Regions from separate parts of the Homo sapiens genome. Here regions 2 and 3 are each linked to region 1. The links are chromatin contacts, found by Hi-C or POLR2A ChIA-PET in ENCODE. All regions are on one chromosome and are shown on one strand. Each heading gives the region's core, a stretch centred on a gene start or an enhancer-like site at or near the end of the contact. The rest is flanking DNA. Distances are from core to core; before and after follow the strand shown.

Evidence for each region. A loop is a pair of places that touch in the nucleus more often than their neighbours do. ChIA-PET counts read pairs that join two places held with the same protein, here RNA polymerase II (POLR2A). Pooled maps may share reads with other maps.
Region 2: a map of aorta shows a loop between it and region 1 (1.9-fold over the local background). The contact joins two enhancer-like sites. A Hi-C loop is called at or near these places in 4 of 168 maps with a recorded cell type or tissue (PC-3, aorta, mammary epithelial cell and 1 more). POLR2A ChIA-PET finds 5 or more read pairs at or near these places in 2 of 52 experiments (Panc1 and T-cell).
Region 3: a loop to region 1 is called in a pooled map, with 3 times the contacts of the local background. The contact joins two enhancer-like sites. A Hi-C loop is called at or near these places in 1 of 168 maps with a recorded cell type or tissue (PC-3) and 1 of 50 pooled maps. POLR2A ChIA-PET finds 5 or more read pairs at or near these places in 4 of 52 experiments (AG04450, IMR-90, PC-3 and 1 more).

What each region holds. Positions count from the first base shown.
Region 1 is chr14:67,998,519-68,003,137 of GRCh38, reverse strand. All of the region lies in intron 7 of RAD51B (RAD51 paralog B), which reads right to left. Among named protein-coding and RNA genes, the nearest start is that of RAD51B, 180 kb to the right of the region's middle. Within about 2 kb of position 3,002, at least 5 of the 41 ENCODE cell types and tissues checked have a DNase peak (open chromatin) inside an H3K27ac peak, as active enhancers do.
Region 2 is chr14:68,033,621-68,038,398 of GRCh38, reverse strand. The region is part of intron 7 of RAD51B (RAD51 paralog B); the gene reads right to left. Among named protein-coding and RNA genes, the nearest start is that of RAD51B, 220 kb to the right of the region's middle. Within about 2 kb of position 2,043, at least 2 of the 41 ENCODE cell types and tissues checked have a DNase peak (open chromatin) inside an H3K27ac peak, as active enhancers do.
Region 3 is chr14:67,941,876-67,946,914 of GRCh38, reverse strand. The region is part of intron 7 of RAD51B (RAD51 paralog B); the gene reads right to left. Among named protein-coding and RNA genes, the nearest start is that of RAD51B, 120 kb to the right of the region's middle. Within about 2 kb of position 2,839, at least 5 of the 41 ENCODE cell types and tissues checked have a DNase peak (open chromatin) inside an H3K27ac peak, as active enhancers do.

The DNA of each region.
Region 1 (4,619 bases), core at 1,753-4,252:
TCATGTAAATGACCATACTGTCCAAAGCAATTTACAGATTCAATGCTGTTCCCGTTAAACTACCATTGACATCCTTCACAGAATTAGAAAACACTATTTAAAAATTCATATGGAACCAAAAAAGAGCCTGAATACCCAAGACAATCCTAAGCAAAAAGAACAAAGCTAGAGACATCACACTACCTGACTTCAAACTATATTATAAGGCAACAGTAACTAAAACAGCATGGTACTGGTACAAGAACAGACATATAGACCAATGGAACAGAATAGAGAACCCAGGAATAAGACCACACACCTATAACCATCTGATCTTCAAGAAATCTGACAAAAACAAGCAATGGGAAAAGGAGTCCCTATTTAATAGGTGGTGCTGGGAGAACTGGCTAGCCACATGCAGAAAATTGAAACTGGACTCCTTCCTTACACCATATACAAAAATCAACTCGAGATTAATTAAAGACTTAAATGTAAAACCCTGACTATAAAAACCCAAGAAGAAAATCTTGGCAATACCATTCAGCAGATAGGCACAGGCAAAGATTTCATGATGAAGATGCCAAAAGCAATTGCAACAAAAGCAAAACTTGACAAATGAGATCTAATTGAAGAGCTTCTGCACAGCAAAAGAAACTATCATCAAGCTGATTATAGTTTCTAACAGAATGGCAGAAAATTTTTGCAATATATCTGTCTGACAAAGGTCTAACATCCAGCATCTACAAGGAACTTAAACAAATTTACAAGGAAAAAAAAACATTAAAAAGTAGGCAAAGGACATGAACAGACACTTCTCAAAAGAAGATATACATGCAGCTAACAAATATATAACAAAAAGCTCCACATCATTGATCATTGGAGAAATGCAAATCAAAACCACAATGGCTCACATCAGTCAGAATGACTATTATTAAAAAGTCAAAAAACAACAGATGCTGGCAAGGTTGCAGAGAAAAAGGAACACTTTTACACTGTTGGTGGGAGTGTAAATTAGTTCAGCCATTGTAGAACACAGTATGGCGATTCCTCAAAGACCTAGAGGCAGAAATACCATTTGACCCAGCAATCCCATTACTGCTTATATACCCAAAGGAATATAAATCATTCTGTTATAAAGATACATACATACATATGATCACTGCACCACTATACACAATAGCAAAGACATGGAATCAACCTAAATGTCCATCAGTGATAGACTGGATTAAGAAAATGTGGTACGTATACACCATGGAATACTATGCAGCCATAAAAAAATTGAGACCATGTCCTTTGCAGGGACACGGATGGAACTGGAGGCCATTATCCTCGGCAAACTAATGTAGGAACAGAAAACCAAACGCCACATGTTCTCGCTTGTAAGTAGGAGCTGGATGATGAGAACACAGGGACACATGGAGGGGAACAATACATAGTGGGGCCTTGGATGGTGGGGGATGGGAAGAGGGAGAGCATCAGGAAGAATAGCTAACAGATGCTGGGCTTAATACCTAGGTAATGAGATGATCTATGCAGCAAACCACCATGGCATACATTTGCCTATGCAACAAACCTGCACATCCTGCACATGCACCCCTGAGCTTAAAAGTTGAAAATCAAATAAATAAATAAATAAATAAACTCCATTACCTTTTTGAGTCTCTACTGCCTTGTCCATTAAAAGAGGACCCTAATAAACTAGAAATTTCCAAAATAAAAAAGTATAAAATTTTACATTGATTCATCACTTAAGAAAAAAGCTTCCACCAATATAGCAAGAAAAATAAACTTTCTAAAATGAAAAATGATATATTGGAGTCTCCGGAAATCAGGAATAAGAAAAAATCCCACTATGACACTTCTATTCAAGAATAAAGAAGTATGAGGTTTGGAATAGAAGAAAAACTGCTACTGCATATATGATTCCATAGAAAATATACGATAGTTTGCAAGCCATTTTAATAAGCATGCAAAGCAGTTTTGCTGGACTTTAAATATAAAAATCAATTTTCTGATCCAAGAACTGATTGGATTACATAATAAAAACAGATCCCATTTTTTAAAAACTATTAAAAACCCATGAATAAATCTAACCAAATTATGATTTGTAAGATCTTTGAGGACAAAAGTCTATAATATTATAGAATACCTAAATAGAGAAATAAACCATTTTCATAAATGAAAAGATTCAATATTATAAATACATAAATTCTCCCCAATTTATGAATTCGATGTAATTCTAATAAAAACACAAGAGGATCTTTGGTGAGAACTTATCACAGAGAGGCAGAGAAACAGACTTCCAAATAATGGTTCTCAGAGACAGAGGATAAAGACTTTTTAAAAACTGAAATCCACATGGTCAAGGGTGATATCTGATTTTTGCTTTTCTCATTTCCGGTCTCATCATTTTCAGGGATAATAGCCCTTCTCCATGAGGCTTATTTTTTCCAAAACATTCCATAGCTTCAGAAAACAAACCAAACAATTACAGACCTAAAGGTCAGATAAAAGTTACCCACTGGAAAAGTGAAGTAAACTCAATCCAAGAAGCCAGCTGATTTTTAACAATGCAAAACACTAATAATTTAAAAGAGAAAAAAAATCTTAACAGGACATATTTTAACCTCAATGAAATAAAATACTTAAGTTTAGAATTCCCTAGTAAAAGATATGTAGAAAGTATATTAGTTATACACTTTATAAAACCCTTGACAGTATTTGTACTAAATGCGAACATACCAGAGTCTAAGAAAAGTCTTTATAGTACTGTCACATTATCAATCACTTGGAAAACCTAGGAAATCAATTTTTACAGGGCAAGAAAGAAAAATATGGAAGTTACCCAAAGAAGCAGATAACAGAGAAAAGCAATTCAGCAAATTCTTGGAAACTCGGGAATGAGCTCTGGAGTTTAATATTAATGAAATGATCGGCTTAGACTATCAACGTAAAGCAGTCTTGAATAGTGGTTAAGAAAAGATCAGCCCACAGGAATTTTCCACAGGCATTCCCAAATTTATTAGTCATGGCAATAAATAGGAATGGCCTAAGGAAGTATACTTTTACTATGGGGTTAGACTTTCTGTTTGTTCTTTTTTTCTTCATTTTTACATTCCTACTACTAGTTTTTTGTTGTCTTTTTGTTTGTTTGTTTGTTTTTAAGACCTAAATTGCTTTTCCTAAGGTTCTGGACTATGCTGACATTCATAAGTGTATTTACAGCCTTCCCCACGTTTTACACCTTTGAGCCCTTGCTCATTTAGTTCCTTAAAAGTAGAATGTCCTTGGAACCCATCTAACACATATCAAAACCCTACTCCACCTTCAAGGCACAATTTAAATATCATTTCCTCCCTGAAGATTTCTATAGTAATAATAAAAATTAACTGCTCCTCTATCCTATGTGTATTCTAACGGGAAATAAACCTAATACTTAATGAACCTCTATGATATGCCAAGTCAAGTGCTTTATAAAAGAATTTTAATTTAACCTTCTCAGAAGTCCTATAACGTACTATTATCTCCATTCTGCAGTTGGAAAACTAAAGATGTGAGAGGTTGCATAATACAATAGTAAGTCATGGAGTTGGGATTTAACCAAAGCCTATCTGATTTCAAAGTCTATGGCCTTTATATAATTTCATGCTGCCTTTATCACAAACTGACTTGGAATGTGTTGTTTATATACCAGTCCACTCTTGTAGGTCATGAGATCTTTGAAGACAAAGGCACTATCCCATTTGGGTTTTAATCCTCCTATGCTAGCACAGTGCCTAATATGTATCATATAGCACTCTAGTGCTGCCTGAAATCATGTGAAGAAATTAGTACAGCATTTATTTTCCTCATATAATGAGCTTCTATGTAGCCTCATGACCATAAAAAATAAGTACCTGGACTTCCAGCTATAACAGAATAACTAGTACCAGATCTGTCCTACTGTAAACACTGAAAAAACTGGAAAAATATACAAAAAAGTTACTGTCACACCTCAGACAAAAGTTAGTGTTAAGACTGTGATCCCTGAGAAAAGGAAAATGAACAAGGTCGCCCTGATGTCTGTCTGGAAGCACTTTCTGGAATGCACCACAAGGAATGATAACCCCAAGCAGAGTACAGAGGTCTTACTAAGTTAGGGTGACAGAGTTCAGAGTTTAAAGAGGAGGAAAGAGATGGACTCTTCAGGGCAGAGTGCTAAAGAGGAAGAGCTATGCAGAGAAGAGCTCAGGAAATCTACACAGGGTTCCCCTTGAGACTATGACTGAAAATTAAGCTGCACATACATAGAGTAAATTCCATAAGAACAAACAAAGTACCATGAATGTTAATCTAAATAATTCCCAGTACTCATATAAGACTGTGAGACATTTTGACAAGGTAAAGGAGAGAGACCTCATTGAATATCTAGAGCACTGCACAGAGACTCCAGAAGGGTTACATCCTAGTAGTAAGGCTGAACTAGCTCCAGAGTAGTGGTTCTTGATCCTTTTCCCATCTGCCCAGAGAATACTCACCAGTGGCACTTGCGGCTGCAGCGTTTACCCTGAGATAACTTTGCCATGTAATATCTCATTTTAATTATTACTTTCACATTGCTCTAGTATATCAACTTTGGAAACAAAATACATCATTCTATT
Region 2 (4,778 bases), core at 794-3,293, 36 kb before region 1:
TATCAAGCTATGAATAAAAATATCTGTACTGATTTTTCACAAATAAAACTGCTCAGAAAAACTTGACATGCTAATGGAAGGAGGCTGCTTATAATTGAATCCTAAAGAATGTTTTCTATGATACAACCACCACAACATAAATGTTTTAGATGCTATCATTACATGCCGATACCAACTTTTTAATTTGTAAAAGATAAAAGAGGAAATTATAAGCAAATCCAAAGCTAATTCACTAATCCCTCTAACTGAAGTAAACCACTCAGAGAATTAGAGAGCTTATTCCACAGAATGGTCATTTATGATGTCAAATAATACTTTTAAAGACTTTCAAACACTGGTCTGGTCTGCATTGCCCTGGTTGCAAAGCTAAAAGCAGTTAAGTTGTGCTTGATCCCTTGGAAAAGTTCAGTTAACCAGTTTATATCAAAAGGATGAACATTCAACTACCTTCCCTTTCAAGGAGAATAGTTTGTGTGAATAACGTACCAAAGCCTCCTATAAAATCCTATGGAATTGTTTATTTCAAAAGTTAAGTCTTCAAAGCTCAGGGAAATACACAGAAAGTACATTGTTTATCTCTACAAAACAGAACATACGGAAAAATTTACAACTGTCAAGTGTTATTATGCTGCAAAACAAACATGTGGAAGAACACAACAGGGATAAATACAGTGAGATCTGTTCACCAACTGGAGATGTTGGAGGCACACGGAAGATTTTACAAAAATTGCAACATTTAAGACATTGGCAAGACATTTGTGCTAACCTGCGCTTTATGACAAGATGGCACACAATAGTTCAACTGTTTCTTCTGAATTATAACTCAGGTTTAGTCATGTAGGTCAATATGAAAAGCAGCCCTTTAAAAAAAGAAAGAGGCAGCCAGGCACGGTGGCTCACACCTGTAATTCCAGCACTTTGGGAGGCCAAGGCAGGCAGATCACGAGGTCAGAAGATTGAGACCATCCTGGCCAACGTGGTAAAACCCTGTCTCTACTAAAAATATAAAAATTAGCTGGGTGTGGCGGCACGTGCCTGTAATCCCAGCTACTCGGGAGGCTGAGGCACAAGAATTGCTTGAACCCAGGAGGCGGAGGTTGCAGTGAGCGAGAGCGTGCCACTGCACCCCAACCTGGTGACAGAGCAAGACAAAGAAAGGAAAAAAAGAAAAGAAGAGAGGAGAGGAGGGGAGGGGAAAGGGGAGGAGAGGAGAGGGGAGGGGAGGGGAGGGGAGGGGAGGGGAGGGGGGGAGGGGGGGAGGGTAGGGTAGGGGAGGGTAGGGGAGGGGAGGGGAGGGGAGGGAAAGGAGAAAGGAGAAAGGATAAAGGAAGGGAGGGAGGAAGGAAGGAAGGAAGGGAGGGGGGGAGGGAGGGTAACAATTCCTGTCTTGTGTTAAAAATTCCCAATCAGCAATTATGGATACTAAAGAAAAAAAAAAGTGAAACAGCTAAAATCATAAAATAAAATAACCACAGGGTGATAAATATTGAAATAAAAATACAGTTGAAAATTATTTTTAAAAATATTTGTCATAGGGCAAACAAGTTGTTAGTTTTTAAAAAACTTTATAGCAATATAGATTGATGAATTAAGTCAATTTTAAAATTTAATCGATTTTTGCAATGACTTTCAGGTTTAAAAAAAAGGCACTAAACCTACATTTTAAAATGTAAAACTTTGCAGTCATCTCCCCAAATCCTCTCAGTGTGGTCTAGTATTGGAATATATGTTTTCACACATAAAACTTGAATGAAAAAAATAATAATTTCCCCCAAATTCTCAATATCAGCAGTGCCCCAAAGAAAAATTCCTTCTAAGTATAAAGAGAGAAAAGTTAATTCCCAGGAAATAAAGGCACTCTCTGTCCAAAGCTCACATGTACTAAACGCAGAGGCTGAAATAAGACTTGGATGTTCTTTCTGCTTTCTCCAGTCTTCTAGTCATTACTTTAACAGGCAAAGAATAACTAAACAGCGAAACTCTGACGGGAGCACATACTTTCCACATACCCTAAATGTCAAAGGCCTGTTTAGAGAAAGGCCAAACAGTCTACTGCATCTTAGACGTAAGGGCCAGAATTAGGAGATGTTTCTGCCTCAGGAGTTTATTTCTGCCTCTACCACTGCTTCATTTTGTAACGTTAGCGAAGAGATTTATCTGTTCCTCACTTGGCTTTAAAAATAAAGATGGAGACACATAACCTCTACTTTGCTCTCTAGAATATTGTGAGGCTACAATAAATAATGCTCATAAAAGCTTTGATCTTGTAAGGAAAAAGAAATGACATAGGCAGGAGAGATTTTAGCGATTTCTGGAAGACCAGTGGTGGTCAAGATGAAACACAAGGAACAGATAAACCACGGATAACAGGGAAAAGCTTGATAAGCTTTCTTATTTATTTTCCAGGTAAAATTGTCTTTGAAACTAAACCAATAAACTGCCATCTAGATCATATCAAATTTCCACTTCTTTAACATTCACTTATGCCATCATTACACATTATGACTTCCGAACAGATAAGAGACAACTAGAATAACCACAGTAATGATTAGAAAATCAGAGGAAAACTCAGGTGCTTGATTTCTAAGGCCTGGCTTCTGACATTTAAAAAAATGAGGAATTAGAAAATTAGTATTAAAAAATAGTCTTCAGGCCTCTTTATCGTCCCATTTGCCTCTTTCATGAGAAATCATCAATATAACTGCCAAGATTTCTTGCTGGTAAAATAATTTTGTAAGATGAAACAACTACACCTAATTGAACCTTAGCTTCTGGATATATGCCAGTATTTGCATTTAAGTTATTAAGGACTGGTATACAGTGTTTTTTACTGAATCTTCTCTCTGAAAGAGAACTAGCACTGAGAATCAACCTTATGGAGCATAAAAGTTGTAAAACAGTAATGAGGAAAGCCTTTCCTTGCATATTAGCACTCAAAACTGGGGGTATTCATGTTATATGTTTAAATTCTCATATCTCACTCAAGAATGTAACTCAGGATATGTTAATTTGTTAAAAAAAAACAATTCTTCACTTTATAAAGATAGGAATTAATTTTCCTTTTATCAGTTTATGTTTTCACAGAGTATTTGGGCATATACATAAAACACAAACAACTCATTTTTGAACACTGTAAAACGAACATCCTGCCAATCTTCCAAACAAACATCTTAAGTTATTTTTAAAAAGAGAAAGAAAAGAAAAAAGTCAGAATCTGTAAATAAGATAAAACAATAAAATCCATGAGTATAATCCACAGAAATCCATGAGTATAATCCACAGAAACAATCCACAGTCTAATTTCTATACGGGAAAAGAACTGGGTAAATTAAGTTAGCAAGAGTCCAAAAGAACCAGAGGTTATACTGTAACCAGGAAGATCCTTCCACAGTACACATCTGGTATATATTTAAGTTTGGAAGACCAAAGTTAATTCCCTTCAGTCAAATCCTCCTCTTATTTCTGCTTGAAATCCAAGGTGCATGGTGATAAATGTGCACAATTTGCCTAATTTGCAATATTAGACATCCCAATCCCTTCAGATAAGCCCTCCAGAAATTGAGAAACTGAAATGGCTTACTATTTTTCCCTGAAGAACTTTTGCCTTGGGAATGTCATTACCCTAACTTTCTATATAATCTTCGTCTGGGTAACTTAAAACAAGAGATTTACCTTTTTTGCTAAAAGTGGTATTTGTATCTGCCTGAAATGATGAACAAGGGACATCCATTATTTAATTAACTCTATTTGATGTGAATTTTGTATCAAATGGGGTTATATAAATAAACTATCTTTTCAACATTCTTATTGTAGGCTTAAGAAGACAAATAGGCTGGGCACAATGGCTCACATTTGCAATACTTGTACTTTGGGAGGCCAAGGCATGAGGATCACTTGAGCCCAAGAGTTCGAGACCAGCCTTGGAAACACAGTGAGACTCTGACTCCACAAAATACAAAATTAACTGGGCATGGTGGCAAGCACCTGTAGTCCCAGCTACTCAGGAGCCTGAAGTAGGAGGATTGCTTGAGCCCAGGAGGTAGAGGCTGCAGTAAGCTGTGAGTGTACCACTGCACTCCAACCTGGGTAATAGAGCAAGACCATGTTCCCACCCCACCACCAAAAAAAAAAAAAGCAGATGATTCTTACTGATCTTAAAACGTGTCTAATCTATTCTGGGTCAGATAAGAACTCTGACAAATCCTGTATTCCAGTAGTATGAAAAGTCAGTAATTGCAAAATGAGAAATATTTCCAATTATTTTTTATCCAAGGTGCACCAAAAAAATGAACAAAATCCCCCCCAAAGCTACATTAACAACTGGTAAAATATAGTCAGTGGTCACCTAAGAAGGGCAAGGAAAATTAACATATAGTGATTCATTTGTATCTCAGATTTTGTTTTTTTAAAAAGACTACTTTCTTAGGAACAACAATCAAATGACTGTGATTGTTCCTAAGAAACAATCAAACTCAGTCAATATCAACTACCTTCCATCATCTGTCACAAATAAACTTGAAGAAAATGCATCTTAACTGACAGTTTATGTTTCAGCTTTTCAGAACATTCATTCATCCCTGTCTGGGATGATTCAGCCCCATAGCCTACTTTGGCTCAATGGTGACTGGGAAAAAGAGGATCATTAATTTATCAACAGGTTCCACTTGAGCCATCTCCAAGCAGTCTGCGGGAAGGGCTGTGAAGTGGTCAAAACAGTGGAAGCCATAGCCTTCTGCCCTCCTCATGCTTTCTATGTAGCTTGTTGGAAAACCAGGCAG
Region 3 (5,039 bases), core at 1,590-4,089, 56 kb after region 1:
TCTAGAACCATAGTTAACAACTTAATCAGAAATATATAAATGCAAGTTTAAGTTATAACTATCCTGTTCCTCAGGAGAACATATGCAAAGCTTAGAATATGGCAGAAGATAGGGAAGACAGAAGTAGTATATCCATACCTTCTCTCCTTAAACCTGTGTGTTTTGTTTGTTTTAAAAAAGCACAATATCCATTTGTATGATCATATTGCTTATATCAAAGACTTTTGTTTTCTCTAAAAGAACTCTTTTGGCCAAGTGCAGTGGCTCACACCTGTAATCCCAACACTTTGGGAGGCCGAGGCGGGTGGATCACGAGGTCAGGAGTTCAAGACCAGCCTGGCCAAGATGGTGAAACCATGTCTCTACTAAAAATACAAAAATCAGCTGGGCATGGTGGCGAGTGCCTGTAGCCCCAGCTACTTGAGAGGCTGAAGCAGAGAACTGCTTGAACTGGGGAGGCGGAGGTTGCAGTGAGCCGAGATTGCACCACTGCACTCCAGCCTAGGTAACAGTGAGACTCCATCTCAAAACAAAAAACAACAACAACAACAACAACAAAAAAGAGGAACTATTTTAACCAGGGATGAAATTTAAAATTTAGAAATTAATTTCTTTAGCTATTTATTCCACGAAGAGACATAACAACTTTTCCCCCTTTCCTATTACTTTCTATTTCATTTTTCAAAAATAATCATTTATCTGATTAAAAGTTGAATTAGAAAAAAGTATTTTCAAATTCCCCGAAAGGTATCCCTCATTTCAAAACAGAATATATCACTAAGAGCTGAGAGTTCCAAAACTCTATTTTGGGATTTTCAAATCCCAAATTCACTCCACATCTCAAGATTACAGTTCTTAAAAGGAACCCAAACAGCCCTTCCTCTAAGATGCCTATTTGAGAAGACAGTTATCTTTCCACAATCCTGAACTGGAGTGACTTTTGAACACCCCTTTTGATAAAGTCTAGTTACAACCACTTTTAACCTTTTAAGGGTTATGAAACTCACTGAGAAATTTGTGCAGACTATGGACTTTCTTCCCAGAATAATTCTAAGTACATACACATAAAATTTTATATAATTTTAGACATTCCATACACTTACTGAAACCCAATCATGGACCTCAATTTAAAACTCTTGGTCTGGGCTGGGCATGGTAGCTCATGCCTGTAATCCCAGCACTTTGGGAGGCTGAGGCGGGTGGATCAACTGAGGTCAGGAGTTCGAAACCAGCCTGGCCAACATGACGAAACCCCATCTCTACTAAAAATACAAAAATTAGCTGGGCGTGGTGGCGTGTGCCTGTAATCCCAGCTACTCGGGAGGCTGAGGCACGAGAATCGCTTGAACCCGGGAGGAGAGATTGCGCCACTGCACTCCAGTCTGGGCGACAAAGCAACACTTCGTCACAAAAAACAAACAAACAAAAAACAACTCTTGGTCTGTTTTCTCACCAATCACATACCCATAAATATCATGAGAACTTGGTATTGTGTGAAAATAATAAAGTGAAGCTTTCTGAAGAAAAATCAATTCAAAGATTTTTGACAATTAATGTCCCAAGATGAAAGGGGTACTTGGCAATTTGGGGTATCACTAAGCTGGCTGTACTCTAAAAGATCTCACCAAATGGCACTAGAGAAGCCAATTAGAAGTTAACATGGTCTTAGGCTGTACACAAACCACATTAATCTCTCAGACTTCCACTGCTAACTAACACCTTCTTGCTTTAGATATTTTAATACCATTTAATCAGTGGAAAATTTTGACATTATAGTATAGCCAGATTTTCCTTACTCTTCCTGATTCTTATCTAGAAGACAGTTTAGTTACTCATTGTAGCCAAAGGAGGTCTTGCCTTTCCCTTGGCTACAGGGAGTACAACTAAAACAAATATTTTAATACAGTAATATATTCAAGGTAGGTATGATTCTTACTTTCTTTTTGGTGAAAGGGCTCTCTGGCTTATCCAACAATCACAATGATTCAAATTCATCTTCATGACCCACTCTCAATCCAGCAGATTTCAAAAAATGTCTGTGGGGTATCTAATAACTGTAAGGTCCATAAGGGCAGGGTCCAGGTCAGCTTTGGACACTATAGTATTTCCAGTGGTTAGCTTGCCTGGCACACAGTAAGTGCTCAAAAAATACAACTTTAATATGCTGGCGAAACTCTTGCAGCAACTACTAGTTCAACCACTAGGTATGTGAGCTTGGCAAGTTACTAAGTATCTCTGATATAGTTTATTTACCTAGAAAAGTGAATAATAAAATTCATACAATTAGTACTAAGATTAAATAAGATCAAGTACATAAACACACTACGGTAGTATCAAAAACACTATGTTACTCTTTAATGTAAACCTGTATTTTTAAGGCCTATTAAAATATAGCTGAATTTTAAAATATGACATTATAGTCATATTGATATGGTTCAAATTAACTTTACAACCACGTTTTTATGAAACAACAAAGGGCCAAAAAAGCTAGGAGCAAAAATATTAAAATACAGAGACAAAGACAGCTAAAACAAACAAACAAAACCCTCATAAATAAGGCAATGTTTTGAAAGAAAATAACTTCCTTATATATTTGTGGCTTAAAACAACTAATACTTTCCAAGTGACAAAGCTGGCACAAACATAGCAACAGGGAGATTTAGTTTTCCTAAAATTATTCTCCAGCTCTGTCAAAAAAAAAAAAAAAAAAAAATCTTTACTTCTTAGAGGCACGTACTCTAAGATGAAATTGTCTTGGTGGTACAAAAGAGCCCATTAAAATGTGCTTTAGTTTTCTTCCCACTCCATGCCCCCACTCCCCCTGGCTGTACTGTTTTCTTTAAAAACTAAGTCCTACAGCGCCATCTACTGTGTCTGTTCAGATCACATCATTTTTGCTGGTTTTATCCCAGAGTGCTGAAGAAATGAGAAATGTAGCAAATTCAGAATCCGTCACTTTATACAATATACTTAGATGTAAATACCTACACTATCTATATCTATACCTATATCTATATCTATATCTCCACCCACATGCTAGTATCTGAGCAACAATTTTACCCGCTTTCTTTCCACTTTCTTCTTAAGTAGGCCCTAACTCATTATAACCCACGTGTCACAATAGGAACCAAAATGTTTACCTCTATACATTAGAGGGGAGAAGTACAGTCATAATAATAACAAACTTTTATTGAGGGCTTACCATATGTCAAATAGTGTTCTGAGTACTTAATCAATATGCCACCATGCAAATAAAAGCAAGCATCTTGAGGAAAAGAGCTATGATTCACTGTTCTTTTAAAATAAATGAATGTCAACTCCAGAGCCAACCGTTAAAAATAACTTAATTAAATAAATGGATGGATGGATGGAGGGATGGGTGGAATAATAGATAGATGGATGGATATAGATGGCCAGCCCACAGCTCCTGTGATAGTGCCTATCGTATTTTTTATCCCACAGGGTCTTTTTCTTTACAAAAATGTAGGCTTTAGTCAGAAAAATTCAACACATTAGGGAAATCTCCAGTTAATTCAAAACCTCCTTCTTCCTCCCTAAGTGTATATTTAGGGAGCATAAAGAAAACATTTTAAAAAGGTCACTTATAAACATGGTTTGTCTCCAATATAATAAAATGTGTATTAGTACAAGCCCTGTAACTTACATATCTAAATAAGTGATGTTTGTGAAATCTATCAACCAAGAACTTAATCTAACACTATTAGTACACAAACATTTTTGCAATTTCTCATTGGTAATGTCCTTTAGAATCACTTTTGAAAGCAATAAAAGAAAATAAGTTTTACTACTTTATATTTCATTTAATATATTTAATATATTTAAATCTATTACTTAGTTTGACCACCCATCTTATTTATCACACTTGGCTTTAAGTGACAGTTGACTGTTTCAAAATTCAAAACAGCCTGCAAAATAAAGACCTGCCACCACAGAAAACTGACAAAAGAACGTACCAAGAAAGGAGCATGCATAAAATGGGTATATAATCTTCTATGACCATTTCGAGAGAAACAACACCTATTTAGATATACTACTGCTGACATTTAAAAAGAAATTCAGACATCATATTTTTAAGTCACTGAACTTTATAATTGCAACTATTCCCATAATAGTTTTCATTTGCTATATGTATAAATGTTCTTTGTCTTAAGTCTTCCTTTCATGAAACTATAGACTCCGTAATCTTCCTTTTGGAAGATTTGGCAGGCTTTGTAACTTCAACGTATTGACGTTACTCCTGCTACTTCACGTAAACCTTCACTTTAAGTTCAGTGTGTCTGCCACCATATTTCTCAATTCTTCTACTATTCCAAATACTCTGAAGAAGCTTCCCAGAAATCCTTGTTTGGATCAGCAAAAACAATTTGGTGTCATCAGCAGATTTCACCATTTCCTTCTGGAGTCATTAAAACACTAAACAAGCATGATCTTGGTATCAATCCTTAGGGTTCCTATCATTAACCTCTCTCTAGCTGAAGTCAAGCTATTCTCTGCTACATTGTGATTTCCATAATAGGACTAGGATATGTTTATTTGTTAGAAGTTTAAACATTGATGGATTTTTTTAATGAAAGTTGCAAAATGCATTACGAAAGTAAAGAGGAAAAAATCTCAAAAGGAAAGTTCAGAGAAATCAGCAAAGAGAAGCAGCTCCTAGTTAGTTGTCTCATCCAAGCACACTGCCTCATATTTAACTGATTCTTAAACCTCTACAGGATTTTAACCTTTCCCCTCCAATTACTTATTTCTGTTATAATTATATGAGAGACTTTATTAAACACACTTGAAAATTCTCTATGAATTATAACCAGCAGGTCCAACTACTTTATTAGCTTTTCCTCTCTTTACTACATTTAAAGAGAGAAAAGCAAACAGTCCTTACCCAGAAAGTAAAAAAGCAAACAGTTTTCTACCCAAACTGGTCTGTACTCTGAACAAGAGAAATCACTCTTTCTTTTATTCAAGTGCAAATCTGTTTGAAGCTTTCATTCTGCTTTCCCAGCCTGCTCTCTGCAGCT